2 separate regions of the Homo sapiens genome follow, and region 1 is linked to region 2. A link is a loop called in an ENCODE intact Hi-C map of the cell type or tissue named here. Cell type or tissue: CD14-positive monocyte. All regions are shown on one strand. Each heading gives the region's core, and the rest is flanking DNA. Links, peaks and the distances in the headings are about the cores only. Region 1 overlaps SEMA3C (semaphorin 3C). Region 2 has its middle 61 kb from the start of CD36.

Region 1 (2,927 bases), core at 259-2,758, 71 kb after region 2:
ATGAAAAGAGACTGAGTAGAGGCTGTGTATAACACAGCTCCAAATAAAACTGCATAAAAACAGGTTTTGCTTAGAAAGGTTCTGATAGATAAAACTATCAGCTCTGAAAAGAAATAAGTACTCTCAAATGAGACAACTGACTCCATATTCCCCAATGTTTTCACTTACTATGAGAGCAAAATTTTACAGAAATCCCCATTTTCTGACAAGGCTCACAACAAACATACTTTATGCATACCATTTTAAAAATATTACACAAAGAAGGGCTATAAAGATGAGCTAATAAAAAGATAATGCAGGCCGGGCACAGTGGCTCACGCCTGTAATCCCAGCCCTTTGGAGGCCAAGATGGGCAGATCACCTAAGGTCAGGAGTTAGAGACCAGCCTGGCCAACATGGCGAAACCCTGTCTCTACTAAAAATGCAAAAAATTAGCTGGGCATGGGGGCAGGCGCCTGTAAATCCAGTTACTGAAGAGGCTGAGGCATGAGAATCGCTCGAACCTGGGAGGCGGAAGTTGCAATAAGCTGAGATAGTGTCACTGCACTCCAGCCTGGGGGATAGAGCAAGACTCTGTCCCCCCCCCAAAAAAAAAAAAAAAAAAAAAAAACCACAATACAAAAGCTGCTTTTTATCCATTTGCAGTAAAAGTTACAATACCACTTTTAGTCATTTCTCTTTTCCTTTGTTATTTTTGGTCTTGATGGTAATGAGTTCCCTGTATGAGGAATACTTCTGAGGTATCCTTGCGCTGTATCATTTACTAATAATTAAGTAAGTAGTCTTAAGTTGTGTTCTATCCATTTTCACTCATTGATTCAACAAGAAAGTACTGAGTGAGTTGGGCAGTATGGATGCAAACATACATAGGCATTGGACTCAAGAGTTCAGAATCTAGAATTTATGGTTTTCTGAGTAGTAAGTGTGTTCCCATTAAAATGTTAGTCATTGAGAGACAGGCATTCCAGAATGGCCATAAAACTCCCAATTACTTATGTCCACATAAAGCCATCTGCATGCCCTTTCGTTTGAAGATGATAATATACTTATCAAATGTTTTCCTTCTGGGGGTGGTGAGAATGGTATTCCCTGAATGTATTCACAACTATAAATCCTTTTTAGTGTTCTGCAGAATTGGACTATTGCTTTTATATCCTTGGGGAAGGCACCATGTCTATGATATGGTTACAGCGAAGCTGTCACTTCTTTTTTTCTTTAAACCTCACTTTGCTATTGTGTAAAACGTAAATAATAACCATGCTTTTCATAATGGCTATCTAAAAATCCATTAAGCTAAGGCTAAAGCCTAGCCAGAATCACTTCCCTTCTTTTGGCACTAACACCCTGACACATCTTTCGGAAACACCACCTACCTCATTTTCAGTCTACCTGGTTAAGGAATGGTTTACCTCTCTTCCGGCTCCAGGGAGGCCCACATGATGTAAGCCTGGCCAATAAGAGCATACCCTTGCCCCTGTGATTCACAAAGGAACTGACCTAGAAAAGAGTGAGGGCCCTGCCCTTCCTGGGAATGAGGTAAGTGAGCCTCTTCTTCTTTCTGAAATCAGGAGCATTCAAGCTTGTAAATCTGGAGGTGCTGGAGCCATTCTTGCTACCACATACAGACTCCATTTGAGAACAAGCAATGCAGAGGAAGTAAAACTGAAAGGTTGTGAAGTAAGTTCCTGACCACATCATCTTAGCACAAATTCAGCTATGTCTGAGGCTGTGTTCTGGATTTCTCAGTTAAACGAAGAAAACAGTTATTTTGTTTTAAGTAGTCTGAGTAAGGTGTGTGGTCACTTTCAGTTGAAAGAGCTCTGACTAATAAAAATTAAACAAGTAAGACATGGAAATTGCTTAGCATGGTGTCTGGCACATCAATAACGTTCTCAGTAAATGGAAGTTATGTTTTAGTTTTAGCTCCATCGCTGAGTACACTTTTGACACAATTGTAGTCACTTTCTTTGACTGGCCCTCAATTTTCTCTTCTGTGAGGTACAGATAATAGAGATACTCTAAATACATTAAAGCACTGTGGGAATAAGCAAGACAAATCTGCAAAGTCATTTGCATAATGCAACTCTATGCACAAAGGTAACACAGCAGACTCATCAATCCATATGAGATATTTTTATTTTCTTTTGTTTTATTAAATCATTAAAGAAAATTTCCTAGACAGTCTTCCTTCCTGCCTTATTTTATACTATCTAATTTTTTTCTAATATAAGGGAGCACAGCAATTATCCTTAAACCTTTCCACTGTCTCTAGCCAAGAAATCAGCTTGCATTTATAAGTACAGTAAGTGTTGGCTGCCTCATGCGAGTGATCAAACACAGCTCACTACTAAGCAGGTCATTGGAATAGTCATTTGTATATCTATCTCCTGAGTCTTATGTAAACAGTCCTAAGGGGGTTTCCCTGGAAACTCATGTGCCAAACTGTCTGCTTTCCCCTGCGCTTCTGAGGGATTTGGGGGAACACTGCCTCCTTAATGAGATCTGGCCAGTCCCTTCCTCCTGGTTGCTAACCTATAAATGTATTCTAGTCAGGGCCAGCTTCATGGGTGTGTCACCCACAGTCACACAAGTTCCTGTGCTCTTCTTGCTCCTAGGTGTCAGCCTAGGCAGCCCCGTACACGATATTAGGGGTAAATTACTGCAAAATGATTAGTTCTAGTATTAATTTAAAGTACTATTATAAAAGATAAAATCACCATATTTACTAAAAGGCATCTCTTCCTTTTTAATAATTTTCTGAGACAACTTGCTTATTAAAATGAGGAAACATACTTTGAAAGCCCAAGAAAGAACTGCAAAATATTTGCTTGGCAAATGAATGCTTAATAGAGATGAGGGAGGTATGACTAGACACATCAATTATTAATTTCTATAATTACATACTGATAATTGGCTGCCTTATTTTA
Region 2 (2,927 bases), core at 107-2,606:
ATAAGATTTATTTTGAAATTTGTCCTCTCACTTGAGACGTTTTGCCCTATTTAAGCTTCTGTTCAGATTAAAATTGAAACTCTCCTCCAATATTACACGACTGGCTTTTGATATCCTGGGCTCAACTGATGCTTCTCAAACTTTAATGGACATCCTATCACCTGCGTATGTGGTCAGAATGCAGATTCTGATTCCATAGGTCTAGAATACTGTCAGATTCTGCACTGGCCACAAACTCCCAGGTGATCATGCTGCTGTGGGTCTGCACCATAACACCAACCTGAGTTTTAATTCATTTTCTACAACTGCTCATCACTATGAGATTGATCAAGTCAATAAATATTTCTGTGCCTCTGTTTACTCATTGTCAAATAGTGATAGCACACTTGCTTTAATGGCCTCACAAAGCTATTGTGAAGAGGAATTAGATTTTATGTGATGATCTACTAAAATTTATAAACATATCCACGTTGTTCTTTTTTCTTTTTTTTTAAACACAAATTCAATGGTTCACTCAATGGGCATTTTCAAATCTTTTTTCGCATGACATATGTGATATATGTCATTATTTTCTGATTTTTTAACATAATTATGTCACCCTAGTAACTCACTGATCCATAGGAATGCTCTGATTAGGGGTTTGGAATAGTTAGATGTGGGGGAATAAAGGGAAAATATAGATGTTTAAAAATCATAGTGATTTTTACTGTATTAAATAAATACTGTATTTTACTATACTATAAATACTTTACTATAATAAAGGTAGAGTCAAAAATTTCATTGCTGAAAGTGACTTCACTTGTGCTATCCCATATGTAAATGACTTCAGTGTGTGATAGAGAAAACAAAGTTTTTAAAAGATAATTTTCCTAGGAAAAGATAATTGTCCTAGGTCACACAGCATGTTAGTCAAGAACAAGCTTGTACCAAATTCAGGATGACAGAAAACTTACTAATTTTTGAGAAAAGAAAACATCTGCCACATAAACGTGCTTAAATAAGGTGAAGATGAAGACTTTGATTATATTTCAGAAACAGTTTGGACAACCTGATGCAGGGAATACGATTTTAACATGTAATTTGTGAAAATTCCACTAGATGGCAGATGAAATCCAATGTTAGATACAGGAGCGTGACAAGGAGGAAAAATGGAAACGCTATTTCTTTATTGAAAGACTGGGCCTCTGACTTTGGCACATTTATTCAGTGTATTAATATAGTGCCTATCACTGATTTAACATATAGAGATATGCTTCATATAAAATATTTCCTACACATTTTTTAAATTGAACTAATGGCATGGCTACATACGCATGTTACTAAATGGGAAATTGTTCAATATAGTGAGAAAGCATGAAAAAAGACTTGAGTCCTGGTCATAGTTTTGACACTAAATAAAGAAGTGACCTTGAGTAAGTTATCTCACTTGTCTGAATCTCATCTTCTCACCCATAAAATGTAGACAATAAATAATAATGCACTACTAATTTGTAGGGCAGTTGAGGTTGTATGGAAATTGGCTTTATAAACTACAAAGCACAACACAAGTGTTGGTTACTGTTATTTCAAAGCCCCTTTTCCCTTTCTTGACTGAGGCGGTGGGACTGTGAGCCTCAAATCAGGTAAGCCCTCCTTCACCAACCTTCCACTCTGCTAAGCCCTCTCAGTGCCCTCAAGCTCCGGGAATCAAAATCTTTCACTCATTCTGGCTAGTGTTTATTTTGGCTCCTATATGCCTTTGGACTTCTGCAAGTTTCTCTGCTCTGGTTAAAACAGTCTGCTGTTCTATTACTGTGTGTCACAAGGACTTTCATTCCCTCTGTGGGTTAAAGTGTCACTTGGTGCTCATGGGAGAAAGATGGGGAAACTTCTTCATTTTGCTGGAGTCACTTAATTTTCAAATCTATGTGACAGAAGCCGCATAGTGTCCTACTTGTTCCTTCATACTTCCTCTGCCCTTCTAGGATTTTTAACAGCAAGTTTATGCCTCTCTGCTGGTACAGTCTAAATTCCAGTAATTCAAAGATTCATCAACAGTCCAAACTCTGTTTATATCTCCATGAATACTATTGCAAACCACATCCCAGCAATAACGTTTAGTTTAAGATTCAAATTAATGACTACAGTCTGAGACTACATAGAATATCTATTGCAGGCAACACTTGAAGAAAATTTGTGCTATCCCATATTTAAGAGGGGATAGCATGTGACTTGTCAGATCTGTAGCTGCTTAACAGAATCGCTGTAGAATATTTCCCAACGAAGGGTGTATCCAAGGCTTATTATTGGGGGATAATTCGTCACATCCATTAATCAGAGGTTGATCTAGAGACTGCATGCAGAAATAGTGAGAGTCTTGGATGATCTATGTAAAAACATATCTGCCACTTACAGGCTGTTAGAAAGGTGTGTTCTATTGTGGAAACTTTCCCCCTTCCTTTTGCTAAGAATTGTTCACAATGCAACTTAAGATCCTCAACTGTGAACATTATTATAAACACATACTTGCCCTCATTTTTGAGGGGGTGAAGTTGATCCACTGTGATTTCTCTCTGGTAGCATGCCATTCCCAGTTTTCCAGGAGTGACCCTGTATTCAAGCTTTCCACTTTTTCCTACCCATCAAATTCTACCTCCTGAACTTGAATTTACACTGAAGCATAAATACCTGATAATTTCAGAGTAAATTAATTACTTCTACCAAAGCTTTTCACATTTCAAAGCAATCAGAACCGGAAAAGGCAGGAAGAAAGGTAGAGGTTTTAACTGGCCTATAAGGCCCCTAAAATTCCTGCTGCCCTCCCTCCCACCTCCCCCAGTCCTACCCCACCATACACAGAAGACTGAGGTTTCCTAGCATCTTCTATTCATCTATATATAAACACATTAAATTTATTTTTGTTACTAAATGGTGACAAATAATTAGAC

Evidence for each region. Peaks named below come from ENCODE experiments on the same cell type or tissue, not always from the same donor. Only the 100,000 strongest peaks of a DNase experiment are listed, where the experiment ranks them.
Region 1: it touches region 2 in a loop (2.6-fold over the local background); 4 of 110 quality-filtered maps call a loop at or near these places.

The regions. Positions count from the first base shown.
Region 1 is chr7:80,769,279-80,772,205 of GRCh38, forward strand. All of the region lies in intron 12 of SEMA3C (semaphorin 3C), which reads right to left. Among named protein-coding and RNA genes, the nearest start is that of CD36, 130 kb to the left of the region's middle. In CD14-positive monocyte, for the core only: no CTCF peak of the experiment used is centred there; a DNase peak (open chromatin) is centred at 1,613; H3K4me3 peaks cover 878 bases; H3K27ac peaks cover 2,076 bases.
Region 2 is chr7:80,698,131-80,701,057 of GRCh38, forward strand. No RefSeq gene overlaps it. Among named protein-coding and RNA genes, the nearest start is that of CD36, 61 kb to the left of the region's middle. In CD14-positive monocyte, for the core only: CTCF peaks have their summits at 1,113 (motif pointing right) and 1,341; DNase peaks (open chromatin) are centred at 1,111 and 1,831; H3K4me3 peaks cover 790 bases; H3K27ac peaks cover 1,105 bases.